Linked DNA regions of Homo sapiens: all the other regions are linked to region 1. A link is a loop called in an ENCODE intact Hi-C map of the cell type or tissue named here. Cell type or tissue: heart right ventricle. All regions are shown on one strand. Each heading gives the region's core, and the rest is flanking DNA. Links, peaks and the distances in the headings are about the cores only. Region 1 has its middle 14 kb from the start of CSNK1A1. Region 2 has its middle 11 kb from the start of ABLIM3. Region 3 overlaps IL17B (interleukin 17B). Region 4 overlaps AFAP1L1 (actin filament associated protein 1 like 1). Region 5 has its middle 2.7 kb from the start of AFAP1L1. Region 6 has its middle 12 kb from the start of MIR145. Region 7 overlaps PCYOX1L (prenylcysteine oxidase 1 like).

The links. A loop is a pair of places that touch in the nucleus more often than their neighbours do. Peaks named below come from ENCODE experiments on the same cell type or tissue, not always from the same donor. Only the 100,000 strongest peaks of a DNase experiment are listed, where the experiment ranks them.
Region 2: a loop joins it to region 1, with 5 times the contacts of the local background. A loop is called at or near these places in 29 of 110 quality-filtered maps.
Region 3: it touches region 1 in a loop (6-fold over the local background); 93 of 110 quality-filtered maps call a loop at or near these places.
Region 4: it touches region 1 in a loop (4-fold over the local background); 41 of 110 quality-filtered maps call a loop at or near these places.
Region 5: it touches region 1 in a loop (6-fold over the local background); 18 of 110 quality-filtered maps call a loop at or near these places.
Region 6: it touches region 1 in a loop (8-fold over the local background); 107 of 110 quality-filtered maps call a loop at or near these places.
Region 7: a loop joins it to region 1, with 5 times the contacts of the local background. A loop is called at or near these places in 54 of 110 quality-filtered maps.

Annotation. Positions count from the first base shown.
Region 1 is chr5:149,562,977-149,567,382 of GRCh38, reverse strand. It overlaps a transcript of ARHGEF37 not described here. Among named protein-coding and RNA genes, the nearest start is that of CSNK1A1, 14 kb to the right of the region's middle. In heart right ventricle, for the core only: CTCF peaks have their summits at 2,242 and 2,449 (motif pointing right); a DNase peak (open chromatin) is centred at 2,662; H3K4me3 peaks cover 337 bases; H3K27ac peaks cover 2,398 bases.
Region 2 is chr5:149,127,887-149,132,292 of GRCh38, reverse strand. No RefSeq gene overlaps it. Among named protein-coding and RNA genes, the nearest start is that of ABLIM3, 11 kb to the left of the region's middle. In heart right ventricle, for the core only: CTCF peaks have their summits at 1,737 (motif pointing left), 3,858 and 4,057 (motif pointing right); no DNase peak of the experiment used is centred there; H3K27ac peaks cover 489 bases.
Region 3 is chr5:149,374,867-149,378,866 of GRCh38, reverse strand. IL17B (interleukin 17B) reads left to right here. Exons shown (of 3, transcript NM_014443.3): 2 at 1,842-2,131. Among named protein-coding and RNA genes, the nearest start is that of IL17B, 2.4 kb to the left of the region's middle. In heart right ventricle, for the core only: no CTCF peak of the experiment used is centred there; a DNase peak (open chromatin) is centred at 2,138.
Region 4 is chr5:149,315,491-149,319,896 of GRCh38, reverse strand. AFAP1L1 (actin filament associated protein 1 like 1) reads right to left here. Exons shown (of 19, transcript NM_152406.4): 10 at 3,983-4,076; 11 at 3,594-3,746; 12 at 1,957-2,168; 13 at 170-315. Among named protein-coding and RNA genes, the nearest start is that of GRPEL2, 28 kb to the left of the region's middle. RefSeq lists enhancers at 1,573-2,125, 2,126-2,680. In heart right ventricle, for the core only: a CTCF peak has its summit at 2,531 (motif pointing left); no DNase peak of the experiment used is centred there; H3K27ac peaks cover 3,777 bases.
Region 5 is chr5:149,266,986-149,271,391 of GRCh38, reverse strand. No RefSeq gene overlaps it. Among named protein-coding and RNA genes, the nearest start is that of AFAP1L1, 2.7 kb to the left of the region's middle. In heart right ventricle, for the core only: a CTCF peak has its summit at 2,245 (motif pointing right); no DNase peak of the experiment used is centred there; H3K4me3 peaks cover 89 bases; H3K27ac peaks cover 4,000 bases.
Region 6 is chr5:149,440,316-149,444,721 of GRCh38, reverse strand. No RefSeq gene overlaps it. Among named protein-coding and RNA genes, the nearest start is that of MIR145, 12 kb to the right of the region's middle. RefSeq lists enhancers at 1,893-2,710, 2,711-3,528. In heart right ventricle, for the core only: CTCF peaks have their summits at 1,815 and 2,015 (motif pointing left); a DNase peak (open chromatin) is centred at 2,021; H3K27ac peaks cover 2,449 bases.
Region 7 is chr5:149,365,055-149,369,460 of GRCh38, reverse strand. It overlaps PCYOX1L (prenylcysteine oxidase 1 like), which reads right to left. Exons shown (of 6, transcript NM_024028.4): 4 at 3,308-3,519; 5 at 1,961-2,101; 6 at 1-1,468. The coding sequence ends at 807. Among named protein-coding and RNA genes, the nearest start is that of PCYOX1L, 9.2 kb to the right of the region's middle. RefSeq lists enhancers at 879-1,742, 1,899-1,978, 2,069-2,118, 1,743-2,607 and a silencer at 2,861-3,155. In heart right ventricle, for the core only: CTCF peaks have their summits at 1,599 and 1,804 (motif pointing left); a DNase peak (open chromatin) is centred at 1,810.

The DNA of each region.
Region 1 (4,406 bases), core at 165-4,164:
TTGTGGACACCACCTTAACCAAAAGATAAAAGCTAATGTTATCAATACTGAGATATGCTGGGTTGGCATAATGTAATTTTTGATATGATGCAAAGGAAAGGACACAATGTTATTTCAGAGGTATTCCTGCCAAAAAGTATAACCTGAATCTCATCACGTACAAACAAAATAAATGCAAATTAAAGGACGTTTTACAGAAAAACTGGTTTGTAGTTTTCAAAAATGTCAAGATGAAGAAACATAAAAGCTGAAAATTCCAGATTGAAGGAAATTAAGATGACAAGAAATAATACAATGTTTGATCCTGAATTGAATCCTGGACTGGTAAAAAATATAAATCATTATTGAGACAATCAATAAAATCTGAATATGGACTATGGATTAGACAATAGTATTGTATCAACATTAAATTCCTTGATTTTGATAAATTAATACAGTTATAAAGAAAACGTCTTGTTATTGGGAAATATACACTGAAGTATTTAATGAATAAGTGACATGATTATATATATAATTAGAAGAGATATATGTACACACATATATACATATAAAATTGAAAGTGGGGAGTAGAATGACATGTAGTTCTCAGTGAGATAACGGTTCTGTTGGATTGACAGAGAAAGCTATAACCATTAACAAGTGAATAAACTGGTCCTTGTCACACACTGGAAGGACAGTGAACTTGAAATTTCATGTCCTGGCTCCTCCACTTACTATCTTTTGTAACTTTGGACAAGTTAACTAGCCTGTCTTAATACTTAGTTTCCTCATTTGTGTGAGCTGGGTATAAAAATCTGGGGTGATAACGATACCCCCAACATAAGGTTTTTTGTTGTTGTTGTTGTTGTTGTTTGGTTGGTTTTTTTGGGGGGGAGGATGGGGGGGTTGAGACAGTCTCGCTCTGTCACCCAGGCTGGAGTTCAGTGGCACAATCTTGGCTCACTGCAACTTCTGCCTCCCAGGCTCAAGTGAATTCTCCTGCCTCAGCCTCCCGAGTAGCTGGGATTACAGGTGCCTGCTACCATGACCAGCTAATTTTTGTATTTTTAGTAGAGACAGGGTTTCATCATGTTGGCCAGGCTGGTCTTGAACCCCTGACCTCAGGTGATCCACCCACCTCAGCCTCCCAAAGTGCTGGGATTACAGGTGTGAACCACCTCGCCTGTCCCACATAGGGTTTTTGAAGGTTCAATGAGTCTAAACTTCTTCCAAAGCCATAGATAAAATAGAGTTTCTGGGCCAGGCACGGTGGTGCAGGCCTGTAATCCCAGCACTTTGGGCGGCCAAGGCGGGTGGATCACCTGAGGTCAGGAGTTCGTGATGAGCCTAACTAACATGGTGAAACATTGTCTCTACTAAATATAAAAAAGCCAGGCGTGGTGGCACATGCCTGTAATCCAAGCTACTTGGCAGGCTGAGACAGGTGAATTGCTTGTACCTGGGAGGCGGAGGTTGCAGTGAGCAGAGATCGCACCATTGCACTCTAGCCTGGGCAACAAGAGGGAAACTCTGTCTCACAAAAAAAAAAAAAAAAAAAAAAAAAAAAAAAAAAATTAGAGTTTCTGACATTACAAAGCTAAGACCAGATTGTGGAATCACATGTCCTCACCAAGTCATGATGACCATGAAAGGCCCTGTCTGATCAGTAGTATAGTCTAGATCTAGGCTGTAAACCTCATAAGGGCTGGGGCTATCTTTTTTGTTCTTCATTGCAGTCCTGGCACTTAGTGCAGTGACTGGTCCAAAGTGGTATTCAATAAATAAGCCCAGTGCTTACAGCCTTAGAGACATGCCTCATGGCTATCATTGCTGGTGGCCACCTAAAAGGCTAGGTATATTTCAGTGTCTCTTGGTAGCCAGTATGCTTTTGCCCATTCATAAATATATGTTGTATAGTAGATAGTAGCACTGATCTGGAAATCTGGAAAACTGGCTCTGCCATTATTTTGACTTTGTCCCCTGCTGCCTATGCCTGTCACTCATTAAGCCACAAAATATTTACTAAATACTTATTACCCAGTGTGCTAATGCTGAGGACACAATGCAGATATAACTATAACAGGACTTATTCTCTGCTGTCATGGCTCATCGGTCCACTGGGAGAAACCAGTTTATAGCAATTATAATACAGTGAGATGGCACTATACTAGAAGGAAGAACAGGGTGCTTTGGGAGTAAATAAAAGGCCCCGTTTTTCTTATCCTGCATACATGAATTGATGTGCCCTAATTTGGTCCTTTTCATTTACCTTGTTCTGAAAGCACCACAGGTTTGCTCAATCTCCTAACACTTGCCTGGCTCCTCAAATGTTATTTTGGCCTCCTTGACTGTAGCTCCTTGCTGGGTATTTAACATCTGACTGTCCAGATTCAGCTTTCTGGCTGTGCCTGATGCTAGGCCACAGAAGGCTGGCTAGAATAACAATTACTGATCATATCCTCAAGATGGCAGCATTGTATAATCATTAAGATCACGATGTGCCATGGGTTCATTAACATACCTTGCTGTGCCATACCATGGGATCTACTAAGAGGATGTCTGGGAGTTGTTTTGTTTTTTTGAGAGAGTTTCACTCTTGTTGCCCAGGCTGGAGTGCAATGGCGCGATCTCGGTTCACGGCAACCTCCGCCTCCTGGGTTCAGGCGATTCTCCTGCTTCAGCCTCTTGAGTAGCTGGGATTACAGGCATGCACCACCACGCCCAGCTAACTTTGTATTTTTAGTAGAGACGGGGTTTCTCCATGTTGGTCAGGCTGGCCTCGAACTCCTGGCCTCAGGTGATCCACCTGCCTTGGCCTCCCAAAGTGCTGGAATTACAGGCGGGAGCCACCGCGCCCGGCCGAGGATGTCTGTTTTTATATCTTCCCTTAATCTTGAAAGAGATGAGCAGTTTCCTTCCCAGGGTGTTTTGTAGTCCTGAGATGCATAAACGGGAGAAATGAAAAAGCAGGTTCTTTGGAGTAAGAAAAATTTGAGTTCAAGTACAAGATGCAACCTTGAGTCATTTAGTGCACCTGGGCAAGTTAAGTAAGATATCTGGGCTTAAGTTGCCCTATCTAAAATTTAAAACAATGAAATTATTTTCCCAATGAAATTTTTTTATGATATAAGATAACATACGTAAGACTAATATTGTATAAAGCACTGTATAAATATTAAAGCACTTTGGGAGGCTGAGGCAGATGGATTGCTTGAGGACAGGAGTTCAAGACCAGCCTGGTCAACACAGCGAAACCCTGTCCATCTCTACTAAAAATATAAAAATTAGCCAGGCGTGTTGGTGCATGTTTACAATTTCAGCAACTCAGGAGGCTGAGGCATAAGAATTGCTTGAATCCAGGAGGCGAAGGCTGCAGTGAGCCAAGATCGCGCCACTGCACTCCAGGCTGGCCGACAGAGTGACTCTGTCTCAAAAAAAAAAAAAAAAAAAAAAAAAATTTAAACTAATTATTACCTATGCGTGGGAAAATCAATCAGTGTAGATGAAAACTCAAACTCAATATCTTCACGTTGATTAGAAGAAAGGTTCTAAAACCTTTAGAATAATCTAGAAATTTTTATCTGTTTCCTATGACACATCTGAAAGTCTACAGTGATGACCTTGTCAAAAGGAATCTTCTACACGAAGATACCAGAAGTGGTCGTGTCATAGTTGTTACACTTTCTTATTTTTGGCTTTGGACAATAATTGTAAAGTTTCTATTTCAGCTGAAAGCTTGTCTCCCTCCCCCAGGAAGGTTAGAGAAAGTCACCTTTGGCTTGAATTGCCTAATAATAACAGCAGCAGAGTATATTTCTAAGAGGTTTATGGCCTAAACAAAGTGCTCTCACATATCCTATATCAACTAGGGCAGAAGCTATGGCAATCAATGATACAGTGTAGGACACAAAAAAATACAGGCTAAGAAGAATGACAGAACTTGAAATCCTAAGCCACAAATCATCAAAACATGGCTTGCATATAGGTTAGAGGGGGCTAGAAGGTAAGTAGAAAGAGTCTTAAGTCTATCATTTGCCTGGCCTACAGAACACACACAAGGAAGCAAGATTTAGGAGCTCAGATCAGGTTCGGAGTCTGACAGGAAGCAAGAAGGGTGTAGAAAGGCTGGTGGGTAGCTAAGGTTTAAATAGGTCAATTGGCTTTAGAATCTGACAGGGAAGAGGCAGAAGAAATGAACACTGATGAAGCAGGAATAAGCAGCATTGTCTAGGAAGGATGGCTGGTGGGGACAGGAAGACAGAGGTGAGTAACCGGGATCAGACAGCTGGATCAAGGAACTGGACAGCACACCAGGAACTGCTGGGTTTGAGATTCAGACACGATGAAGATGGGTGCTGACTCTCAAAACTGTGGGAATTCAGGCACAACTGGAAGTCAGACCCTGATGGAACACCAAGCGGCAGAAT
Region 2 (4,406 bases), core at 130-4,129, 440 kb after region 1:
AGGATTGCTCAGCAATGGCATCATTGACCTTGTGAGCAGGATACATCATTGTTATGGGTTTTGTCCTGTGCATTGCGGGATGTTTAGCAGCATCTCTGGCCTCTACCCACTAGAAGCTAGTAGTCAGTTGTGACAACCAGAATGTCTCCAGATATTGCCAAATGTCCCCAGGCAGGCAAAAATCTTTCCTGGTTGAAAACTGCTGGAAGACAGTGAAGAAAATTAAAACAAAACAAAACACAAAATCCCCTCCTCGGCTGGGTGCAGTGGCTCACGCCTGTAATCCCAGCACTTTGGGAGGCCGAGGCGGGCAGATCACGAGGTCAGGAGATTGAGACCATCCTAGCTAACACGGTGAAACCCTGTCTCTACTAAGTAAAGTACAAAAAGTTAGCCGGGCGTGGTGGCGGGCGCTTGTAGTCCCAGCTACTCAGGAGGCTGAGGCAGGAGAATGGCGTGAGGCAGGAGAATGGCGTGAACCCAGGAGGCGGAGCTTGCAGTGAGCCGAGATCATTCCACTGCACTCCAGCCTGGGCAACAGTGCAAGATTCTGTCTCAAACAAACAAACAAACAAAAAAAATACCCTCTTCATGCTCTAAGGCAATGATAGTGTTGCATATGTGAGACACACATCATATGTGATGTGTGATATATGATGAGTGGGAACTCAAAATCTCATTTAATTAAGACAATTCTTGGAATGACTTAGAAATCTGGAGCTATGGAGCGATCACTCTTCAGGTATGAGATTAAACAACAGGTATGGTTTAGGGGCCATAGATGAACAATATGTGTCTTTAAACTCTAGAATTACCCCCCATGGGGAGAGATACTCACTTAATAAAAGGCAAGAAATGGAAAGGTCAGTATTCCACTGTTCTCATCTCATGCCTGCATCCAGGGAGAGAAATAGCAGAGGCTAGATGGTGACATAGGCTCTGGACTTAGAACTCAAAGTATGGCCCATGGACCAGCTGCCATTATGTCACATGGGAGCTCGCTAAAAAATGCAGAAACTCAGGCCCTGCCCCAGTCCTGCAGAATCAGAATCTGCATTTTAATAAGATTCTCAGGCAGCTTGTTTGTACTTTGAGGTTTGAAATGTAGTAGCCTACGGTGTTAACATGCACTTCAAGAATTGAGAACTAGCCTGTGGTATTTAAACGGTTCCCTCACTTTTGCTGACTGTGCATGTAAGTGTGTGGATGACAAGTTTGCTTCACTTGTTTGCATAACCTCTATAAGAATGTGGTTCTGTGTAGGTTGGAAGCATCCTGGACTTTCTTATTAGGCAGGGTTGCCGAAGGTGGAAGTGAGGTATGGGAGTAAAGGTTGTGCTGTGGTGTGTGTGTGTGTGTGTGTGTGTGTGTGTGTGTGTGTGTTATCTCGTAAGTTTTAAAATATGAAGCTACTATGTGTAATTCTTCCTCTGTTCATTCCCCTCCTGGAATGTGTGAGAAACCCTATCACTGCCAATTATTATAAATAAGGCTTTAGAGATGTCACTTGACTGCTCTCAGACAACACATTCCTCCCGTACACGAAGGTGGACCAACACCTACTTTGCAGACATGGTGTAAGGATGCAATGAATCCATGACTTCGGACAGGGACTTTCTGTACGATTACAGGTTATTTGTTATCATCATAGACGTGAGGAATCAAAAAGGTTACTGCAGATTATGTTCTCTGTAGTCCAAATGCCCTGCAGATGCTACCCTCTGCTGGCTTGGCAGTGAAAGTTTAAAGAAGCTTCAGAGGATTAAGAAAGGAAACTCCGGCATTGAGGACCCCTAAATTCTATGCCTTATCCCTCATCCTTGTGAAAGGGAGCTTTGAGGTAGTGTTTGCCAATATTTCAGCTAATCAGAATCACCTAGGACATATGAATAAAATTTCCAGTGATCCTACCTTCAGGGATTCTGATTCACTGGTTGAGCAAGGTCTGAGAATCTGTGTTGTGTTAATGTGTCCCAGTGATTTGCAAATGCACTCGGTTTCACTGGCCCATGTGTGTTTTCAAAGTGTGGTCCTATGATCATTTCCTGACTTGCTGGCTGATGTGGATGTGGCCTAAAATAGGATAGGGAGTGAAACAAGTAAGGGACCAGTACCTTCCAGTTGTGTATTAAACACCACATACCTGGACTTCTGGATGCAGATCTGGGGATACCACTTGGCTAAGTGGGACTTAGCCAAGGTCTTCAGAGGAGCAAGACCAAAATAGTACAGGGACTCAAAGCTACATCATATAAGAAATCGGGAAGCAATCGAATGGGGAAATGTTTTATTTGCTCAAAGCATTGAAATTTATCAATAAAAACACACAGGAAAAAGAACGAGAGAGACACTATTTTTTAATTATTAAAATAGATTATTAGGCTGGGCGTGGTGGCTCATGCCTGTAATCCCAGCACTTTGGGAGGTTGAGGCTGGTGGATCACCTGAGGTCAGGAATTCTAGACCAGCCTGACTAATATGATGAAACCCCCTCTCTACTAAAAATACAAAAATTAGCCGGGTGTGGTGGCGTGCACCGGTAGTCCCAGCTACTTGGGAGGCTGAGACAGGAGAGTTGCTTCCTTGAACCTGGTAGGTGGAGGTTGGAGTGAGCCGAGATCACGTCACTGCGCGCCAGCCTGGGTGACAGAATGAGACTCCATCTCAAAAAAAAAAAAAGAAAAAAAAGAAAAAATAGATTATTAGACAATGAAGCCAAATATCATAAAGTTAAAATTAATTGAGTATGTAACTTCATTTTTTGTTCCTAAGTAAACAGCCTTTTAAAATGTAAGTCTATGAAAATGCCAGCCAGTTGAGAAGCAAGAGGCAAAAAATGTAGCCAGGCTGCTCTTGGTCTGAGGCAACTGAAAGGAATCCTTCTGATTATCTCTGAGGACAGGCAGATCTGGTTTTGCTTGGAGGTATTTCTGTGTACACTTCTTGGCTGGAACTGAGATTTTATCTCTGTTGTGGGTGGTAGGCACATTCTGCTTTCCTGGGCACCTTTTTCTATTCCTCACCTTGCAATGTCCAGATGCACGGATGGCACCTGAAACCAGCAGAATGGGATACAGTCATGCTCACACACCAATATTAATAACAAAACCCAAACACTTGTAAATGCCTCTTTTAATCCTCACAGCTATTCTGTGAGGTAGGCCTTTTAATTCCACATTTAATAGTGATATTTTTCTACATAGGAGTAAATATGCCTAAGGTAATATATCTTGAAACTTACAGAACCAGAATTTGAATGGAGAGCTCTGACTCCAAATCTAATAATCTAGTTTATTATTAAGAGGAAAGAGCACACTGAATTAAGGGCAATATTTTTGCTATCCTATCGGCCAATAGTTTATTTTATCAATTTTCCTGTGCAAACCAGAAGACAAGTCCAAGGACAGGGTGGGGGTCAGGTTGGAAGGTATGTGCCTCTGTCTGTGATCTGCCCTTGGGTAGTCTGTGTGGGCAGCAGAGTGCACCTTCAAGAAGTAAGAATCAGGAGGGGGCTCTGTAAACGGTTGACTCTCTACAGAGAACATGGGTTGGGAAGAGACGTGTGATCAGGGAGAAGATAGTGCAGAGACCATTTCTGCAGGTAATGACATTCATGGAGGATGATTCAGATAGCACCCTGTAGGGGCTGTAACCTGCCGGCAGCGCTCTATGGGGGTCACTAGGAGGCAATGGGAGATGTGGAATCTTCAGTTATTGGAATATACTTGTTGCAGAAGATATAATATCACTTGATTTCCTTCCTCTACTTTCCAAGACACTGTGGACATTTTACTTGGGGTGGGGAACTGGTGATACAGCAGCCTAGAATGAGAGGCCCCAGCCTCCCTTCCATGAGCACCTCCGATACTTTGCACTTAGCCATGCATTTCTCCTTCCCCTTCTCTGCTTCCACCTTATTCTTTTGTTTATTCACATATTTACACGTTTGTAACGACACATTCAGGAATAAATTATTGTTGTGAAAACTTTGGATAACACAGGGTACTTTAAAAAAAAGAACGTCTCTTTTCCCCTTACCGCATCTCATCGTCCTCCCTCATCCAGCCAGTAGAGGGCAGGGATGTTGCTTGCTCTGCGCCCTGCTGGGTTCCCCTCAGGCTTCCATGGAGAGGCACTCAGCGCACATTTGCTGGGGGAATAAATGCATTGAAATCACCAGGCTGAGGTGATTCCTTTTCTATACACACACAGACACATACATGTAACTGGGATGTTTTATTTTCATAAAAAGCGTCATAATGTATGCATTGCATTGCCAGTTTCTTTTGCTTCTCTGTCTTCTCCTTCCCCTTTTTCTTCTTTGTGTAATATGTCTTCAGGCTGTTTCTTTGACTCTATGAATACCTACTTCATAGAGGTAGGTCTTTTTAACTGCTGGATAATCA
Region 3 (4,000 bases), core at 1-4,000, 190 kb after region 1:
CTCAGTGTCCCATCTGGAGAGTGAGGGAGGGGGACTTTGATTCTATTCTACGTTTCTCCGAGTGGAGAGCCAGAGTTTAAGAATGCCCTGTGAGAAACTCTAAAGAGAGAGCCTATTGTTAGGGAGACATTTTTTCTGCACTAGAATCTAGGACCAAAAAGGAAGAATTTAGCACTTGAATCTCTGTTGCAGATTTTGTGCCAGCAAATACCTCTGCCAAGAGGGGCTCTGCTGAAACTTGTTTCCTAGGGTCAAGACTTGCTGGGTAGCCTGGATAAAGCAGGCATGGGCCATGGGGCTGTGGGGCTGTGAGGTGAGGCATACAGGGAACATATGGAGCCTATCTCAATTTAAGAGGAGTCAGAGGTGCCTCCATCCTGGGAGCTCTGCCTCACACGCAGGCACTGTCCCTTCTCTCTGGATTCCTGGGGAGTCTGGCTTCTGCCGGGCCTGAGTCCTCTTCCTTGTGAGCCAAAGGCTTTCCTGATACTCTGGTGCTGGGAGGGAGAAGTGGATGGCAATGGGTGAGGGTGTGTGTGTGTGAGGAGGGCTTGGGGGATGGCTGGAAGAGGGAAGGCTCAGGGGAGAAGGGCAGTGCAGGCGGACAGGACATCCTTAGCCCATAACTTGCCCATCTCCCCAGCTTCATCTCATCCCCTCTTCCTCCCACCCACTCTTAATCAACATTCCATTCGATTCAGCAAAGTTCTTTTTTCTTTTTTTTGAGAGGAGTCTCGCTCTGTCGCCCAGGCTGGAGTGCAGTGGTGTGATCTCGGCTCACTGCAAGCTCCGCCTCCCGGGTTCAGGCCATTCTCCTGCCTCAGCCTCCCAAGTAGCTGGGACTACAGGCACCCGCCACCACACCCGGCTAATTTTTTTGTATTTTTAGTAGAGACGGGGTTTCACAGTGTTAGCCAGGATGGTCTCGATCTCCTGACTTTGTGATCTGCCCGCCTCGGCCTCCCAAAGTGCTGGCATTACAGGTGTGAGCCACCACGCCCGGCCACAGCAAAGTTCTTAACCAGTTCAAACCTCCTCTCTCATCTTCCCCCAACCCACCCCTCCCACACCTGCAAGACTTCAACTCCCTCAGCCCATGCCTGCCATGCCTCACCTGACATGTCCCTTCCCCAGAAAAGTTTCCCAGGCCATTGTCCCAGCACAGCTAAGCAGGAGGCCCCACTCTTCTCCAGCCACACCCTGAATGGGCCCATCCTGGACTTGTCGCTAGGGAGACTTGGGTGTTTGTCTTCTTGTTCACTGTCTTCCTTCTTAGACATAAATGACAGAAGGGCAGCGATGGGGACAGCCATTCATTTACTCAGTGAGTGTTCACTGAATGCATCACGCAGACACGGGAGATATGACAGTGTGTGGAAACTGACACGTGCCCCCACGGAGTCCATGCTGAGTTGGGGGCAGACACATAAAAGAATTGTATACACAAACTTTAAGATTGAAGTCATGCAAGAGGTGTGTGGGTTATGAGAGCCCAAGAAAGTCCAGAGGCATCCCTAAGAAAGCGATGCTAAAGCTGACACGAGGGGTGGGAAGGTGTCCAGGAGGTGAAGAGGCAGAATGCTGCAGGCAGAGGCTGTGCAAAGTCCCTGTGGCAGGAAGGAGCATGCTGAGTGTAAGACTGAGAGAAGACCAGAGGCTGGAACACACAAGAGAGAGGAAACAGGGGGTAATCTGAGGAGGGAGAGCTGGGGGATGGTAGGCAGAGTCAGACCTGAGCCTGGGAGACCCCTAAGAGCAATGGGAAAGGACCATGGACCCCAAGTCTTGGCCCAGATAGAGACTTGGCTCTCCCACCTTTGACCTGTGGCTTTCCTCCCCAGCTGTTTCTTCTTACCATTTCCATCTTCCTGGGGCTGGGCCAGCCCAGGAGCCCCAAAAGCAAGAGGAAGGGGCAAGGGCGGCCTGGGCCCCTGGCCCCTGGCCCTCACCAGGTGCCACTGGACCTGGTGTCACGGATGAAACCGTATGCCCGCATGGAGGAGTATGAGAGGAACATCGAGGAGATGGTGGCCCAGCTGAGGAACAGCTCAGAGCTGGCCCAGAGAAAGTGTGAGGTCAACTTGCAGCTGTGGATGTCCAACAAGAGGAGCCTGTCTCCCTGGGGCTACAGGTAGGCTGGGCAGTGGTGGCAAGCTGTCTTTGGGGGGTGGGGACCTTTCCTGTGCCCCAGTCATTGTAATGGTTAAGATCTCAGATTCAGAGGTCTGGGTGCTTGGGTTCGAACCCTAGCTCTGCCTCTTACTTGCCTGTGAGGCTTTGGGCAAATGGATTAGCCTTTCTGGGCCTCAGTTTCCTCAATGTAAATGGAGGCAACAGTAGTACCTCAGAGTCTTGTTAAGTGAGATATCCATGCAGAGCACTGCCCTCATTGTTCTTCAAGTCTCCATGGAAGTGCCTGCAAGGCTTTCCCCAGATGTCACTTCCTCTGCTCTGTGGGCCTCGGACGCCCTTCTCAGGTGTGGCGCTTCCATGCGGTGTTCCAGTCTGTCTCTTATGCTGGACCTGGGCCTTCCCAGTGCCGGCATCAGAATCACCTAGGGATTCCCATGCCCAATCCAAACCTCCAGCGGTGAGGCCCAGGAAGTGCTATTTCTTATAGCTCCACGTGATCAGGGCGCACAGCAGGCTGCGATTTGGGAATCAAGACCCATTGCCCTGGATAACGATGGCAGCAGCGTCCTCTCTTGGTTGTAGCTCCGCTTCCTTGCTCAGTGCCTGACCCATAGTAAGGACCAAAGATGAAGGAAAGGGCTGACCCTGAGGTCCTCACTCACAAACCCAGGCCAGAGATTTTTCAGCCACATGACATATACCCTGAGACTCTAGAATAGCACTGTTCACCAGAACTTTCTGTGATGATGTAAAGTCCAGTATGGTAGCCACTAGCCTCATGCAGCTACTGAGCACTTGACATGTGGCTACTGTGACTGAGGGATTAACTTTGATTAATTTTTTTATTTTTTGTTTGAGACAGGGTCTCACTCTGTTACCCAGGCTGGAGTACAGTGGCATGGTCTCGGCTCACTGCAGCCTCTGCCTCCTGGGCTCAAGCAATCTTTCCACCTCAGCCTCCCAGTAGCTGGGACCACAGGCATACCTGGCTGATTTTTTTTTTATTTTTTGTAGAGACAGGATCTCACTATGTTGCCCAGGCTGGTCTCACACTCCTAAGCTCAAGCAATCCACCTGCCTTGGCCTCGCAAAGTGCTGAGATTACAGGCGTAAGCCACCATGCTCAGCCCGATTAATTTGACACATGAAGCTAGTGGCTACTGCATTGGACAGTGCAGCTCCAGAATGTGACCATTGGAAGGGTCGGTAAAGATCCTCCAGAACGGAGCTTTTCACATCTGATTGTGCCAATGAATCACTCAGGGATCTGATAAAAATGCAGCTTCAGATTTAGGAGGTTCTGCATTTCTAGCAAGCTCCCAAGCATAAGGTGATGCTAATTCTACATGTCCACAGGTCCAGTTCACCCACTTCCTTGTCCCGTATTTAGCAGATGGGGAAACCGAGGTGCAGAAAAGGAGAGGTCACAAAGCAAGTCCCTGTATGCAAGGCTCCCTGAGAGCACCAGGAGGGAACTTGTCTGCTTTGTTCATCAATGAATACCTAAAATCTAGGACAGAACTGCTCATGTGGTGAGCATGTAAGTGTTGAATGAATGGAGATTAAGTCAGAATAGAACCCAGACCTCCTGACTTCTTTGCCAGTGGAAATTAGGCATCAATAAAAATAATCCACACTTTATTTCCGTGGATTAAGTTTCCCAACAATATAAACACAGTGGGGGTGGGGCAGGCAGAGGGAGGCCTTAATCACTTGAGCCTGGGGAGGCTGATGCTGCAGTAAGCTGTGACTGGGCCACTTCCACCCTGGGTGACAGAGTGAGACCCTGTCTCAAATAAAGGAAACACATGAGGGCCCTAGGTGGTAGAGGGCTACTCCACAATCCCCACAGCGCAACCTAGTACTG
Region 4 (4,406 bases), core at 221-4,220, 250 kb after region 1:
TCCCCACTCTTTGCTGGAAGAGGAAGACACTCATTCCAGCTTACCAAGGAAGCGGAGCTTTCCTTAGCTCCTCCCTTCCCTCCCAGTGCCCAGGGCTGGACTCAGCCTCTGAGAGGGATGGAGACAGGAAAGGTCCTGGGCAGGTGTGGCCAGTGCAGCTGACACTTACAGGAAGGAGTTGCGCCCAGCACTGACGATGCTGGTTAAGGTCTCCACATCCACGTAGTCATAGTGCAGCGCCTCCGGAGTGACTCTGGAGCCCATCTCCACCAGCAGCAGCCCGAGCCAGCGACCCATGTCCTCTGAACAGCTTGCCTGAAGGACAGGAGGCAAAGATGGAGTTCATTTTCCTACTGTCAGGGCTCCTGGAGACCTGTTGACTTCAGCCAAACCCAGAAATATTTGTAAGTACTGACTACGTACCCGATACTCGGGTCAAAGAGGAATAAGATTATAGCACACATCCAGAAATCCAAGAGGCTCCCTTCTTCCATCTATTCAGGTTTCCAATCAAATGTCACCTCCTCAGGGAGGCCCTCCCTGATGACCTCTCTAAGACAGAGGCCTCCCTGCCCTCACTTTCCATTCTCAGAGCCTTCCCCAACCATTAGAATATAAAACCAACATTTGGGTGTTCTCTGAATTTTTTAAAAAATATTTACTTTTTATTAGAAGAGGCCATTTCTCATATAACTTAATCAAAATAGTTTCTTGTGTTATAGTTGCCAAATAAGTACAATACTGTGTATAGGAAAATCTCCAAGAAGTTGCCAGTCAGCTAAACACGGACTTATGTTAATTCTCATTTAAAGAGCATCTTATAAAATTAAATTAGCACACAAATGCTAAACTTGAATACATAAAGCACACTTTTTGCCAGAAACCTTCGTGTATAAGATAAATAAGAGACCTATCTCAAACTACCAAAAATAAAAGTGAGTTACGGAGGCGATATTTTTTGAAATTTAAGAACTGAGAGAGGCAGGGGGTCTTGGGCAGAAAACAAGACCAAGAGGTCAGATTCTAGGACAAGACTAAGAGACCACTGGCCCTCTGTGGACCCCTGGATAAAGCATGTGGCTGCCCTGGCCTCAGTTTCCTTATCTGTAATGGCAGAAGGTAGTTTTCTGTTTTCCTGTAGTGTTAACATTTTAAATTCTAAATTGCCAAAGGGTTGCCATGTGGAAGAGAGAGTCCACGTATTCTGCATGACCTCAGAGAGGAGGCTAGTGCCCGTGAGTAAGAAGGACAGTGAATCGGTGAAATGAAATCACACTTCATTCACTCATTTGTTCAACAAATATTTCTAGAGCCCATAGTATTCTAGTGCTGGACATCATGCTGAGTTCTGGAAAAACAAAAGTATGCAGAATAGGCCTAATTATTGCCTTCCTGGAGCTTAAAGATTTCAACTCAGTATGGGGAAAATCTTTCTAAAATTTGAATTGCTCAATGGGAGGGGCAGTGGACCTTCTCCTCCACCAGAGGAGGGTACTGGTGAAAAGTCTTAGAGGGGATTCCAGAATCTGAATGGTTAGACCAGACTAAATGCCTTTCAGGCTTGGGATTTTAAGGTAAGGGAGAAAAAACAAACCTTGGTTCTGGGGCTGCCAGATTTAGTGAATAAAAATACAGAATGTTTTGTTTAATTTGAATGTCAGATGAACAATGAATAATATTTTAGTATCAATAAAGCTCCAATGTTGCGTGGGACATGCCTATTTTATTATGAAAACATTTCAGGTAATGTTCGTGGCTTACCTGAAATTCAAATTAAGTGGGTGTCCTGTGTGTTGTCTTATAATCTACTTGGGTCACCTGACAGGAGTGAGGCTTGCTTTCCTTCCCCTTCAGTCCCCATGGTGTCAGTAGCAAGGGCTCCCCCAAACAAAAACATGACACTCAGGCCAGAGTCCCCAGACCAAGAGCCACCCACGTCCCACCCTCTCCTCTCACCTCCAAGATGGCCACCTCCTGCCGGTTGCGCAGGATCCTGAAGGCAAATGGGTGTCGGGGCCCAAAGCCCGGGGCCACCTCACAGCCTTGCAGGGCGATGGCGTTCACATGGGTTCGCAGGTCCATGTGATCCTTGTGGAAATACAGAGTGTTGCACTTCAGGCGGCACCAGCGTTCCTTCCAGCCCTGGTTCACCAGCACGTTCAGGTAGCCTGGAGGAGACAATGGTGTGAGGTTCCCATAGCCTGCCCTGGGACAGCATGGGGACGCAAGGCGGCTCCATGTGTCTGCTGGAAAGAAGGCCTCGGGGTCCTGGTCAGCTCTCTTTCCCCTGTGACCTCAGGGTGACCTTGGGTGTGCATTTCTCTGAGTTTGTTTCTTAGCTGTGAAACATGGACTGATAATGGCATTCCTACATCTCTGCACAGCCTTTGGGCCACACCAACCTTGATGAAAAGGGCAGGAACTACTGCATATGGTGTATAAAAAACACAACTCTTTTGCCTTTTCTCCCCAAATCAAAACTGTTACTGAAAGATGGAAAAGAATGGATGATGCTGACACCCAGTGGCAGCATGTGGGAACAAAAATGTCTCACCCACATAATCTTAAAATTGACCAAGGCACAGCTGCTGTGTAGCTAATGACCCACAGGTTTAGAATTCCCTCTTAATGTTTTAGATTTAAATTTGCCTATTTTTACCATAACGCACTCTGATTCACTAATTACAAAATATTTCTTTGTAGCCATATATTTATTTATGTATTTATTTTTTGAGACTGGGTCTCCCTCTGTCAGCCAGGCTGGAATACAGTGTCTCTATCACGGCTCACTGCAGCCTCAACCTCCTGGGCTCAAGTGTTCCTCCCACCTCAGCCTCCCAAGTAGCTGGGATTACAGGCATACACCACCATGCCTGGCTAATTTTTGTATTTTTGGTAGAGACAGAGTTTCACCATGTTACCCAGGCTGGACTCAAACTCCAGGGCTCAAGTGATCCTCCCTCCTCAGCCTCCCAAAGTGCTGGGATTACAGAGGTGAGCCTCTGTGCCTGGCCTTGCCATGTACTTTTATAATATTTTTTTCAGGGTTAGAATATTACTGCATATCCAAAATATACGATTTTTAAAAACTGGATTCCAGTACATGGAACGCTACATTTACATGAGCAAAATAATGTTTTCACCTTCAAATCACCTTTAATTCACATTGAATGCATTTTTAATAAAAAGTACCTAAATATTTTTCTCCAATAAATTTCCCTATAATATGGGTTGTTACTTATAAACCTGGCACGTTCTATGCTGGAAAATAAGATACCCCTGTCTTGTTATCGTGGAGGAAACTGAGAAACTGAGGCCCAGGGATGGGCAGTGATTTGGGCTACGGTCACAGGGAGCATAGAAATACAGTGGTCAGCTGGCTTTTCCTTTCGTTGAGTGTCAGGGCCTCTGGGAAGGAAAGTGATGGGAAGGCCTAGAGTGTTAATGGAGTGGGGCTTAGCCTCCCAGTAGGCTTGGATTCCCTCCCCTGCCCTGGGGGTGAGGTGGACGAGGCATGAGGTCTCCTGGCCTCAGCCCCCAAAGCCCGCGCACACAGGACCTGAGCACCCTTCCTCCCCGTGCCCTGGACCCACCACAGCAGGGAACCTCCTCCTCGGTGGAGGACGTCTGCAGGTCATCGGCCAGTGTCTTCTTCTTGGAGAAGCCAATGATACGGGTGATCTTGCGGCCCGCAGCCCTGCTCATTGAGCCCTTCAGTTCTGCCAGGCTGCTCTTCTTCCCTTTGCCTGTTGGGGAAATGGGTCAGGGGAGTGGAGGGAGCCCTGAGTCCCACCCATCCTTAGTCTTCCTTGTGGCCTTTTCAGCCTGCATACAGGATGGGCCTGCAGCTCCAGGGATGGCAGGCCAGGTCACCTTACCCAGGTCTACAGAATGGTCAGAACCTGCTCTGCCGCTGTGTGCCCATGGGCAAGGCCCGGCCCAGTTCCAGCATTCCCCAGCCTGAGCCCCCAGAGGCTCCTACCGTGATCACAGGTCTCCCGGCGGCCAAGGGTAGAACAGTTGTCACCCACACCCACGCTGTCAGAATCTGAGGTCTGCTTCTCTTGGGACAGCCTCTGAGGAGGGACACAGGCAGTCCCTCATCAGAGGGCACATTCAGAAGTACCCAAATTTCCCTTTATTGGTTCAATCTCCCTCCAACTCCCCCAGCACATGATAATTAGCTAACAAATGTTTGTCAGCAACTATCCTGTGCCTCATACCATACCAGGTATTGAAAAGACAACCATGACTTAGATATGGTTGTGTCTTTGGGCAATTCACAGTCCATTTGGGGAGGGAGGCAATTAATTATAACACTTTGAAATGAATGTCTTAGGAATTTGGACTGTATTTGGCAGGTGACAGGGAGCTGGGAAAGTATTTAAGTGGAACACTCATGTAAT
Region 5 (4,406 bases), core at 219-4,218, 300 kb after region 1:
TTCTAAGCCAGACAGTGGGCCCGCGGCGATGCCGGTGCAATGTCAGTGGTGTTGCGAAAGAGGAGTTAAATAATAACAAAGATCTTCAGAAAGAAAAGCACCTGGGAAAGGGAGAAAGAGAGGCTTGCTGAAAGGTGGGCAAGGGCTTGGGACACTTTCAACTTTTGAGGTTCCTTGTGTACTAAAACGTGAAAACATAACGAGGATCTGGGAGAATTCAGAAAAAGAATAGAAAAATGAGTAACACGTGAAAACATGCAGAACAGGGTGATAAAAAATGTGGAAATGAATACTTTTAGCATACAAAATACAGTGCAATATAAGTGTACTTTTCGCAAGATTGTAGAAAATATTGCTATGACCAGTGTGGAACAGTAATGGGATCTAAGTTTAAAGCTGTATGAAGAATGTCAACTTCTTCACCTTATTAGTATATCCCTGTGAAAATAGGTCTCACTCATTTATACACAATATCAAATGTCTGACTTTAAGACCCTTCATAAAGTCCAGGACCAATTGTTCTCCTAGACACTGCTCCTCCCACCATGGGCCAGGCCATGGTTTTCAGCTTTGAGCTGACCACTGTTCCCTACTTAGAACATTCTGGAACAGGGAACAGCTACCACAGAGGTATGGAGGCAACAAAAGGCCTGGGAAAGACCCTCCTGTACTTTCCTGGACTGGGAATATTTTCTTTTCTTCTTTTTTTTTTTTCTTGAAAAGTCTCCCTTTGTCGCCGAGGCTGGAGTGCAGTGGCGCGATCTCGGCTCACTGCAACCTCTGCCTCCCGGGTTCAAGCAATTCTCCTGCCTCAGCCTCCTGAGTAGCTGGAATTACAGGCGCCCACCATCACTCCGGGCAAATTTTTGTATTTTTAGTAGAGACGACGTTTCGCCATGTTGGCCAGGCTGGTCTCGAACTCCTGACCTCAGGTGATCCACCTGCCTCGGCCTCCCAAAGTGCTGGGATTACAGGCGCCAGCCACCTAGCCTGGCCGGGAATATTTTCTCTATTGCTTTTATGGGCAAATTAAAATTAACATTTTCTTAAAATATTGCATCAGTAATTTAGTGTGTGTGTGTGTGAGCACTCAGACCAAATGTGATGTTGTGAACAGTGTATGAAAACTTGTGCATGGCTCTTGTTCTGTTAGTTTGGTGCAAAAGTAATAGTGGTTTTTGCCACTGAAAGTAATGGCAAAAAACGCTATTACTTTTGCTCCAATCTAAATACTACATAGTATAATAACTTTTCGTCAATGAGGTTTTCTTGCTCATCTGTGCTATGGGAAGCCTCATACTGTAAGTCCTCACAGGACTGTTGGTAGGGCAAATGAAATAATACAAACCCACTTTATAAACCACAAACAGCTATAAAATATGAGCCATTATTATTTTCTGAGTTCCTTTTTGTTGCTGTCCCCTTTTCCAATTTGAAAAGGTCAGTTTCAATTCTAAAGCAGCCAACCAACAATTTACCAGTGGATTAAGTTTTAAAAGTTTATTGTTTGAACTCTGAACACTTGGAAACAAGGCCATAAATTGTATTTTATTTTATTTTTTAATTATTATTATTATTATTTTTTGTATTTTAGTAGAGACGGGGTTTTACCATGTTGGCCAGGATGGCCTCGATCTCCTGACCTCGTGATCCACCCGCCTCAGCCTCCCAAAGTGCTGGGATTACAGGCGTGAGCCACCGCGCCCGGCCTCCCATAAATTGTATTTTAAGTTCTCAGGCTAGCTCACTAATTCTTCTAAAAACATAATATTTCATTTGAAATAATTTAGAAAAACAGTATGAAATGTTACTATTGCAAAAACAGACGGAGGCTTTTGTAAATATTTTTATTTTTATAATGTTTAAAAAAATATTTAAGATAGAGACAAGGTTTCACTATGTTGCCCAAGCTGGTCTCGAACTTCTGAGATCAAATGCTCCTCCGGCCTCGGCCTCCCAAAGTGCTAGGATGACAGGCATGAGCCTGTAGAGATGTTTAGAGAACTTTCAGAAACTTTCAAGGACTTTGGAGATATATTCAGAGAATTGGAACGAAAAAGTAAAAAAGGCTAAGGAAAATGGAATAATTTATGGAGTGGAATTAACTGAGCTGTGGTCTGGGAAGGATATAGAAATGGGAGAACACAGTCTGTGCACAGTTCTGAGAATCAACAAAAAATTGTTGCTGGCAAGGTATAGGGGTTCTGGTTTAAATAATTACCCATAATGTCCACTAGGTGGCAATGTTGACTAGTTGTCTACAGCTTGGTTGCTGTCAGAGTAACTGAGATGGATGAAAAAGTTATTTGCGGGTTTGGACAAGGAATAACTTTTTTTTTTTTCTGTATGTTTCCTTTAGTGAGTTCTATATTCCTCATAAAAACTAACAATCCACACTGCCCATAAATTCGCTTAGGCAATATTGATTGCACTCTGTGCAAGTTTCTATTGAGAGAAGAAATGCTAAGTAGGAATGATTCTCACCCTCAGGGAATCTACAATCTAGTAGAGGAGACAGACATGTATAAAATAATATAATATAAATTATTGTATGAAAAGTACCAGAGGAGAAATAAAGTGGTCTTGGAGTCCATCAGACAAAGTAAGACTTTTTTACTAATCATGGAGGCTGTAATGGATGACAGATATTTGGAAGGCAGGCAACTGAGAATGTGTAATGAGGAGATAACATTATGGGCAAAGAGCAGTGAGAGCAAAGACATTGAGCTCAAAGGCAGCAGGACGTGTCTGTGAAGCAGTTCAGGTTGGCTGGATCGTGGGTTATTGGGGGATAAGCATCAGGGCAAGGATAGGAATGAAGGTTGTGATACCTGCTTTTCTCTTCCCCTTTCCATTTCATTTTGAGTGCAACTCTCTGGCAAGGATTTTTAGAATCTGCCTCATATCTTCCTTTTCACTACCTACTTTGCTGACTTCCAAGTTTTCCAGGTTTGCCTGGATTTTGTCTAAAGAATGCTATGTGGGGAGCTCCAGCTCTGTAAGAAGGTATCAAATTTAGCCTTAGTGAACAATACCAGGAAGAAAGCTTTCAACTCCCTCCTGCTCCCTGTCTTGTGAAAACAAATGATACTCCCTAGTCTCATTCTTCGCTTATCAGGTGGAACTGGGAAACCCTGGGAAAGAAAAATTTGGAGGCTCAGGACTATTTGTTCCAGGGAGAGAAATATACTCTAGCCTCCTAACCTGTCACCTTACCTCTAGGGACTGTTTCCACCATGGCCAACAGAGCGACCATTCCATGATCCCAATCAGACCGTGCAACTACCCCCTTAAAAATATGTGATGGCTCCCCGGGCCCTCAGCGGAGAGTCCAGATTTCTTATTATGGTGTTTGGGGTGCCTTCTTCACTGAGCCTGCAGTGATCTCAGGAGACTTCAGGAAGAGTAAGAAAAACAACAGATGGGTGCTCAGATCTGGGTTCCTAAGTCAACTTCATTGCCGTGTGAATCTCAGTTCTTCCACTGGGTCAATAGTACATAATTTCTTATGTGCTTCTTTACCTATGCTTCCCTGTCCCCCACCAGACTGCAAATGCTGTGAGAGCGGGCGCTGTCTTACTCATTGCTAGATCCTTAGAATCTAGCACAGTGCCCAAACACCTAGTAAATGGTAATAGTATTTGTGGAATGAGTCAGTGAAAACATACTCAAGGGTGTGTAAGGCCTGCCAGTTTTGGCTTCTATTAATGCATGTGTCCTGGGGGTCCCATTTGTCCTCTGGGATTGTCGTATTTGCTTATTTATTTGCAGGGGGAAATGAACTTGTGACCAGGCCTTCTGGAGACATGCTGCTGTGCTGCCCAGCCCCTGTGTGCTGCTGTGGATGTGTGGCTTCTCCTTGGCTCAGGGCCCCTCTCCCATGCTCCTTTGTGTGGGGTGATCCCCAGAGCCCTCTGATCGGGTGTCTGCCTGATGCTGGCTGCAATGAAAACCTCTCTTGTTCCACTTAGCACAATGTTGCCATTATAGCCCCTATCCAGGGAAATGACACACGTCTGCTGGCCCACCCTGGGCCCCGGAAAGCAGATAGAGATCTCAGTGGCTGTTTCTGGGAGAAAGAGAAAGAGTTTCATGGATGGATGAAAACTCCTTCTTCCCATGCGCCTTCAGGTTTCTGCTCCAGGGCACGGGGCTCCTACTTGCATGGAGGCAACAGGGCTCAGCTTCCACAGTTGTTAAAACCAAGCCCAGTGGTTGTGTCTGAAGGAAAAGGAGCTTTTGTTTTATGCTGAAATGCTGCATGAAGCTTACTCCATCCCTTTGGATTCTTCTCCTTAAGCGAGATCTTAGGCTCCTGAAGCGAGGCTCGTGCCCTGAAGCACCTACAGGGCCGGGCAGGGAAGGGTGTGCAGGAAGCAGGCCATGCAAGTGGAGGGGCCACAGCA
Region 6 (4,406 bases), core at 176-4,175, 120 kb after region 1:
GGTAATTTATAAAGAAAAAGAGGTTTAATTGGCTCACGGTTCTGCAGGCTGTACAGGAAGCATGATGCTGGCATCTGTTCAGCTTCTGGGGAGGCCTCAGGAAACTTACAATCATGGCAGAAGGGGAAGGGGAAGCCAGCACGTCTTACATGGCAGGAACAGGAGCAAGAGAGAGAGGGGAGGTGCTGCATACTCTTGAACAACCCAATCTCGTGAGAACTCACTTACTCTCATGAGAACAGCACCAAGGGGGATAGTGCTAAACCTTGCATGAGAAATCTCCGTGCATGATCCAATCACCTCCCACCAGGCCCCACCTCTGACACTGGGGGTTAGATTTGGGTGGGGACACAGATCCAAACCATATCATCACTCCCTGGGTGTCTTATCTGAATAAGGCCCTCACTGAGAAACTGTGCTGGGCTGTGTTGGGACTGAGGGTCAGATGGGTAGAGCATCAAGACTAGGACTCTGGAACAATGAGACAAGGAACTCTGCTTCAGCACTGGAGGGTCCTGGGTTGCTGGGAGTTCATCTCGAGGAAAGACAGAGGTAGAGCCAAGATGTTTGCTTGGCAGCCTGACCGATGTCGGGGAACACCATTTGTGAGGCAGTCATTTGAACTGCCTTCAGCCCAGCCCCCTTTCAGGCAGCTGAAGGGAGACCAGAGACTGGTGCCCTAACCCCCCAAGCAGTGGTGGGCATGGTGGCAGGGGAGAAGCCCTCTCACAGCCCGCCTTGGGACAAGTAGAGAGGCCCACAAGGGCTGAAGTGCCGTTGACAGAGGCCAGGAAAAGGTGGCCTGGGGCAGGGGCTCTGAAATCACAGACCACTGAGTACTTCTGGGCTTAGAAGGCCCTGGGCCAGGAGAAACCGGGGTTAAGATTTTAACGTCTCTACCCTCCTCTGTTTTTCTTTTTCATTATCCTGCTTCAATTGGGCTTTGCCTTTCTAAACCATCTGAAATCCTTTTCAGAAGTGGGTGGGAGGCACATCAGATGCCTGAGAGCTGGGATTATCCCTGGAACCCCGGCAGGAGGCAGCGGAGCTGACAGTGCCCCCTCGGACTGCACCCGACCCACTCCAGGAAGGCCTCGAGTGTGAGTGCATGAGTGTGTGTGTGTGTGTGCGAGCATATGGAGGGGTGTGTGTGTGACTGTGTGAACATATGTAAGTGTGTGTACACGAACACTTGTAAGAGCTGTGTGAAAAATGAATGTGTGTTAGTGTATGAGAGTATGAGTGTGTGAGTGTTGTGTGTATACATAAGTGTGGGCGAGTGTTCGCGAGTGTGCAAGCTGTGTGGAAATGGGTGAGCTCTGGTTTGTATGAGTGTGTTGGTGTGAAAGGGTATGACTGTGAGCATGAATGTGTATATGTCTGTGTTAGCATGTGAGTGTGAGTGTATCTGAGTGTGTGAGTTTGGGGTGATTTGTGTGAAACGTGTTAGCATGAGTGTGCATGAGAGTGTGCATGTGTGAGAATGAGAACATGAGCGTGTGTCTGAATGTGAGTGCTAGTCTGTCCTCCTCATGGCACCACGGTGATCTTTAGAAAACGTACTGGTATCGTTCACTACCTAGTGGAAGGCGCTGCAGGGTGCCCACTGCTCCTAGGACCAGCCCATGCCCCTGGTGGCGGGGACTTGCCGTGGCTGATGGGGCTTCTCCTCCCCAGCCTTCCTCAGTCCTCAGTACCCTCCTTCCATTCCCCAGAGCTGGCCACAGCTGGTTGAAAGCAGCCCCAGGACAACTCTTCCTGGGGGGCAGTGCACAGGCCAGGGTGTCAGGGCCGGATGCTCTGGGACTGGAGAGTGCGGGGGTGTCGGCCGCCCAGGGGTCCAGGACAAAGAGAATGCTAATGTGCCAGAGGTACCTCTGAAACTTTGTCCTGACAACAGTGAGGCTGAAAAATCCCCAGGCCTTGGCCTTGGCCTTCCACGACTGCCAAGGTCACAGGCTCCCTTTCACTGGGATTCAGCCTGGGAGGCTGGAGACGCGCTCTCTGCTGCCCTCTTCTGGGCACCTGCCGCCTTGCGGATGCAGAGGGAAGCCAAGCCCACTGGCCCTGCAGAGCAGCTTCTAGTTTTGTGCGTGGGCACAGGGCTGCAGACGAGCCAGGCTGGGTGCTTCCCAAGGCTAAGGATAGGGGTTCACTGATGCTTGATGCTTATTGCAGGTCTGACACTTGGTAGATGCCCCCACAAAGGGAAAATGAACACACGGATTGGTTGAGGTGGTAATCAGAGGGGAAACTGAGCCCCAGAGAAGGCAACTTTGAGTTTGTTCCACAGGCGGGACTGGAACCAGGCCCTCTGGGTCCCCAGGGCTTGCCCAGCTGTGGCGTCATTGGGGCGTGAGTCCTGGCCTTTTCCTGCTTGCTATGAGCAGAATTTCCCAGGTGACTGGGCTGCCCCAGGAGAAATTGGAGGCCCTCCTGTTGGGGCAACTGGGTCAGGCTGGGCAGCGAGGGGCTGGAACCCAGCCTCCCTCAGCTGGTGCCCAGGCTCGCCCTGCCAGATTGTGCTGAGTTGGCCCACGCCTGGGCGGAAGATGACACGGACGCAGACACGCCCGGGAGCCGGAGGGTAGGGGGGTGCCCCAGATCCTCCTCTGGGCCTACCCCCTCTGCCACGCCATCATTACCCCCCAACAGAGGAGGATGTCAAGGTTCATAGAGGCTGGCGTTGCCCAAAGCCGCAGCCCCGGCATGTCCAAGCCTCTCTCCCTGCATCCCAGAACTTGCCAGTGAGTCCTGCTTCCTTCCTCCAGCTGCACAGGAGCTCCTCCGTGCCCTGCGCTGAGATGCGACCCCTTGAGTCTCATCCCGGGGCTCCCAAACAACAGCTGGCCTCATCTCTTCTGGTCACTCCATGTAGAAAAACGGAAGACACAGACACGCAGAAAGAAAACAAAATCACCTGAGACGCCCCTGCAGTGATCAGCCGCACCCCCAGATAAGCTTGTTAGCCCTGCCCTTGGTTGAGTTTAAATGGATTCTTCCCCTGCTACTGACTCCAGGACCGAATCCCCTCCCTAACGTCTCTGTGTGGCCTCCCCGAGTCCACCTTCAACCCTGTCTGAGCCAAGACGCCCCCATCCTGGCCTCACAGGCCCAGTGCCTGACCCTCTTAAGCTTCCCCTTCTCCCACCACACCGTCCTCAACGATGGCTCAGGAAGCGGGTGGGCCGCAGGGACCGAGATCCCACTTCTACATGAGACGACTTGGTCAGCGACCCCTGCTCTAAGACCTTCCGTGGCTCCCAGGCCAACAGGAGAAGGTTCAGATAGCTCAGTCTGGCATTCAAGGTCTCACCTCACATGGACCCCTCCACCCTGGTGGCCTCCAGGAATGGTCTGCCTCTTTCTGGGTTGGCCTCCCTTGATCGCTTGGGAGCTGTGTGAGAGCAGAGCTCCATCTACTTTATCACAATATCCCCAGGGCTTACCCCAGGCCTGCACATAGTAGGCACTCAGTAAATGTTCGCTGAAACCAAAGGGAGCTGCTTTGATCAGATCAATTCAGTCTTGTTAATAACAAGAAGCAGCACTTATTCAGCAGGCATTATGTCCAGGTATTGTGCTAAATGCACTCTAAGGATTCCCCACTGAGTCCTTGGAACTGCTCTATAAGGTGGTGCTACTGTAATGCACGTTTTCCAGATGAGGGAACTGAGGCCCACAGACACTAAATGATTTGATCAAAGCCATATCCAGGATTCTGATCCAGCCCATACCCACTTTTTTTTTTTTTTTTTTTGAGATGGAGTTTCACTCTTGTTGCCCAGGCTGGAGTGCAGCGGCATGGTCTCGGCTCACTGCAACCTCTGCCTGCCGGGTTCAAGCAATTCTCTTGCCTCAGCCTCCCAAGCAGCTGGGAATACAGGTGCTCGCCACTACACCTGGCTAATTTTTGTATTTTTAGTAGAGACAGGGTTTCACCGTGTTAGCTGGGCTGGTCTCAAACTCCTGACCTCAGGTGATCCTCCCACCTCGGCCTAAAGTGCTGGGATTACAGGCGTAAGCCACCTTGCCTGGCCCCTACCCACTTTCCTAGACTGTAGGGTTTGCCTGCCTGTGCCCATCTGTGTGTATGCTAGGGGTCTGCCCCCTTTTTGTCTCCCTTTTACCCACGCTTCTCTGTCAGGACCCAAAGCGCCCTTCCATTCCTCTCTCTCAGGCTCAGCCCCAGGGCCAAGGCAGTGCAGGGAAGGGCTGAGTGCCTGAGGCTGCAGGGATGGGCTCTTCAGAGAACAGGCGCACATCTGCTGTTTCATGTGGCTGAACAAGATCCAACAGGCCGATTTTAGGTAGCAAACCTCAGGTTCCTGAAATGAGCTTGAACTGATGCAGCATTCAAGAAGCCTGGCCTGGGAATTTGGGCCCAGGCACAATCGCAGACATGC
Region 7 (4,406 bases), core at 1-4,000, 200 kb after region 1:
ATGACTGCTCTCTACCATCTGGGGACTTCTCTTCTTTATATTGTTGCATTCCTCAATCTTTGCATAAGGAAGAGAATGGCTAATTCCTCTAGGTGCCAAGGAAGAGCTTCCCTCTTCCTACAGCCTCGCATGTTTCTTTTCCCACTGGTTGCCAGGAAGCTTGGAGATATGGTGACGACTATTCAGGCACACATCTCTTCCTTGGGTCCTACCACAGTCATCTCCTCCAATATGCAGTGATGTTGACAGGCTTGGAGATGGTGACTAGGGAGTTCTGAACTAGGTACTTCAAATCCATCAAGTCCACAGTAACCAGGAGCTATGATCATTTCTTAGGTTTTCTGATCTTCCCTTCTACTTTATTTGTAACCATCTGGTTGTAAATGTTTTCTTGTAGGTTGCCTCAATTGATTGTCCATTGTGGGAGTAGGTAGTGAAAAACAGTAATAAAATAAGACTCATAGTTCTCTGCCTTATATTCCCTCCCGTAGTCTTCTGGTTTCTAGCTAAGAAACCAAGTCTGAAGCACCTTGTGAAGATGAACTTTTTTCTTCTTAAAAAAAATAAATAAAACAAATATACTGGCTTGGATTTCCTTCTCTTTTCTTACTTTCCCCCTTAAAAAAAAGCAGCAGCCGCCGTGTGGACCCTTAATATAGGCAGACAGTAGGTCACCTGGAGATGCTTGATACATGAGGGGTCAGAAAGAAGCCTGGTGGGCGAGCATGGCTTATTCAGTCCTGGGCTGCTGTGGGATGATCCATCTTCAGTGGGGGATGAAAGTTCCCAGGCTCTCCCTAGAGCCCTCACAGTTCAGTCTTGACCTTGTGCATCAAATCTTTTTGATCAATCTTGTCTAGGTCCTGGTACCAGCGGTTGTAAGCCAGCAAGGCCACATTCTTGGCAGCCACGGCCATCACCTCCACGGAGCTGGCCGCCCACTCCAGGGCATTGAGGTAGAAGAGCTGGTCATGGAGTGCAAACCTCGGGAGCGTGGGGCGGGAGCCATAGAGGGGATGGGCCTGCCACTCAGCTGTCTGCACTGAGTAATAGGAACGGAACAGGGTCTTTAGCTGGGTCCGAAAGAGGGGCTTGGGGGACTGGACTCGCCAAACAGCTGCCTCCTGGGGCTGCTTTCGCCGGAAGCTGGCAGAGATGTTGACAGGGCAGATGTTGTCCAGAGTGCAGAAGAAGCTGGGGAAATCTGTGGTAAGGATGTTGGCAAAGGGGAAAAGCTTAGGGTCTGGGAAACCGAAGTAGGACGAGTTGAGGTAGCCGTGGACCAAGGAGACGACGGTGGGCTGGAAAGAGCCCTGCACGTCATCAATGGGCGGGTGGAAGCCTGCAAAGGTTAAGTTGCTGCTGCTGTTGTCCAGGTGCAGGGGGGTGGCGATGACCACGATGTCATAGAAGTCAGAGCTGTTGCCTACCTCATTCTCATACGCCACCTGGTACAGGGCTTTCCCCTCTGGAAAGAAAAGAGCACAAAAGTCAACTTTCCCTTGGCTTCTACCCACTGAACTCCCTACTGGGGTCCAGCATTGAGGTACAACGAGACCCTGGTGCTCAGGGTGCAGCAGGGCTGTCTAAATGGTGGGTCCTGGCCTCTCCATGCTGATGCGGCTGCAGAAGAAGCAAGGGGCATGGAGTCAGGAGACTCAGTTTCTGCTCTGCTTCCGCCGCTGGCCAGTTGGGGGAGCGTGGGCAAGGATGTCATTCAAAGTCCTCATCGGTCAACAGAAAAAGGCTGGGTCGATGGAAGTCTCAGCTTTCTGGCTGACATCTGAATTGGGGAAACAGCACCCTCTAGTGTCACCTGGCAGGGTTGGGGCTTCTCAATGCTTTTTCGGAAATACTCCCCAGGGGGATCACAGACCAGGGCTGAGGTACAAAGGAGGCAGAAGTGTCTGTCCACTGGCTGGGAATGGCATGCCTGCCCACTCCCGCCCTGTCTACTCACCTGTGCTGTGCAGGGTCACAGAGGTCACTGTGGCATGGATCACATTGGCCTTGGTGAGCTTCAGCAAACCGGAACAAACCAGCTTATTGCCTCCTTCCACAGACCACAGGCTGCCTTGGGCCCCGGCTAGTGACATGGCTCCTGGGCAAAGCGGGAAGTGGGTGCTGATAGGTTGTCAGGGCCGTGGGGCAGGAGGGCTGGGGAGTCCAGTACTATTCGACTGGGCCTCCCTGCCAGAGCAAAACTCTCCCAACCATGGGCATGGGGAGATGGCAAACATACAAGTAAGTACAACAAAGTGCACAATGCTATGGGGGGAAGACACTGTGCTCAACGAAAGAGCCAGCTCCCAGAGACCACATATTGTGAGGTCTATTTATGCAGAATGCCCAGACTAGGCAAATCCACAGAAACAGAAAGCAGATCTGTAGCTGCCCAGGGCTGGGAGGCCGGGGGGTGTTGGGGAGGTGAGGGCTAAAGGGCAAGGGGGTTTCTTTCTGGGGTGATAAAAATGTCCTAAAATTGATTGTGGTGATGGTTTTAGAACTCCGAATGTGCTAAAAACCACTGAATTGTGCAATTTAAATGGGCGAATTATATGGTATGTGAATTCTATATATCTCTACACAAAAATGCTATGAAGGAGACACACAAGATACTGAAAGAGTGAGCAAGGAACACTGAGGGGACACTGAGGCAGGGCCTGAAGGCTGCGAAGGAGCCAGCATGTGCAGAGCCAGATGAACAGTATCGAGGGTACGAGGGAGGTGCTTGTTATTGTAAACCTTTGCATTCATTTATTTAACAAAAATATACCCAGTGCCTAGTATGACTTAGGCACTGTTCTGTGTTTGCAATGTATCAGGGAACAATAGACAAGGATTCCTGCTCTTGTGAAGCCTACATTCTCCACTCCTGTGGTCTGTGCTAGCAGACAGTGAGCTACACACAGGCCCAGCCACTCCCGTGAAGAGCTGGGAAGAGGAGGTGCTCTCACAGTGGCTCAAAGGCCTCAACAGGGCAGTTCTTGAAACCAAAGTGTAGAGAGCAGAGCATTATCTCAGCTCTAACATTTACACACATGCAAGGGATTATGAAGCAATTGGGAGTGGTAGAAACACACTGGACCTGTGATCTGAGCCTTGCTTTCACTGTCTGTGAAGTGGGGTGATACTATCTCCTGCCAACTCATGGCCAGTCCCAGAATCAGGCAGGATGGGGCAGCAGAGTGCCTATGTGACTGCAATGAGCTGGATAAAAGTGAGGTTATTATGGGGACCCCCAGCCCATTCTGAGCACCTTGGGTGGAGGAGGGGCAGGTGGGCAGGCCAAGGGTTGGACGCTTACCTGCAAAGGCGGGCATCGCTGCTGACTGGCCATAGCTGGCCCGCAGGACAGCAGAAACGACATCATCAATAAAGCGCTGCGTGACGCCCACCTGCAGCAGGGACTCAGCCACAGAGTGCTGGGTCATGTTAACAAAGGTGGACTCCCCCAGTGAGTAGAGCAGCTCCTCCACACCCGAGAAGGCATAGCCGTGGGCCTGGTACTTATAGATCCTAGAAGACACATAGAGCTGGAGTCCTTGTGCAGGAAGGCTTTTTGCCTGACCACCTGCCCCTGGGTTATAGTGCCTGGGAGGCCCACCAGGAACCCATCACTTCCTCTACATGGAGTGGTGGCAGAAGAGGCTGGTCATGTTCCCTGGCACCTGTTCTCTGACTGTGGCGGGCCTGTCCCACCTAAAGGGAGTGTGAAGGTATGGAATCCTTCTAGGCCTGGCTTCACATCACGGCTGTGCTGAGTAACAACTGTATCACTGCTCTGAGCCACTCCCTGCCTGAGGTCATAGTTCATAACCCTTTCTTCACCCAGCTGGGGCTACGGCCCACCCCTGCTGACACATCTCCTTCTCCAACAGTGTCGGTTCTGCCACAGCTTCTAGGACCTGATGACACACTGCAACTTCATGCTGATACTGTCACCTTCTCTGCCAGTCCAGCCTGTCCTCTCCTCTCGCTTCATCTGACAGGGCTCCCACTCACCCCCAGGCTCATGTCCTGTCGCTCTATCACTCATGCAATCTCACTAGCATGGATTGGAACCATCGATGGATTTCCTGACTGGCTGGCCTTTGAAATGTTGCCCATTCTAGGGCTTCTTTTGTAAACATGTTGAGTTTGGTTATCAATAGGACACGAGATGGAGGTGTCCAGAAAGTTGAAATGTGGGTCTGGAAGTGAAGAGGAAACTAGGGCTGAGAGGGAGAAGTCATTTCCCATAAAACGTAGAAGTCAACATTATTGGTCTGGATATAATTGATAAGGGAGAAAAATATCAGAAAGAGAGGTAAGGAAATAAGCTTTGGGTGACATCTGGAGAATATAAGGAAGAAGTGCTATAAACAGCAGAGTTATAGAATGGGAAGGGAGTGGAGAAGTGCCAG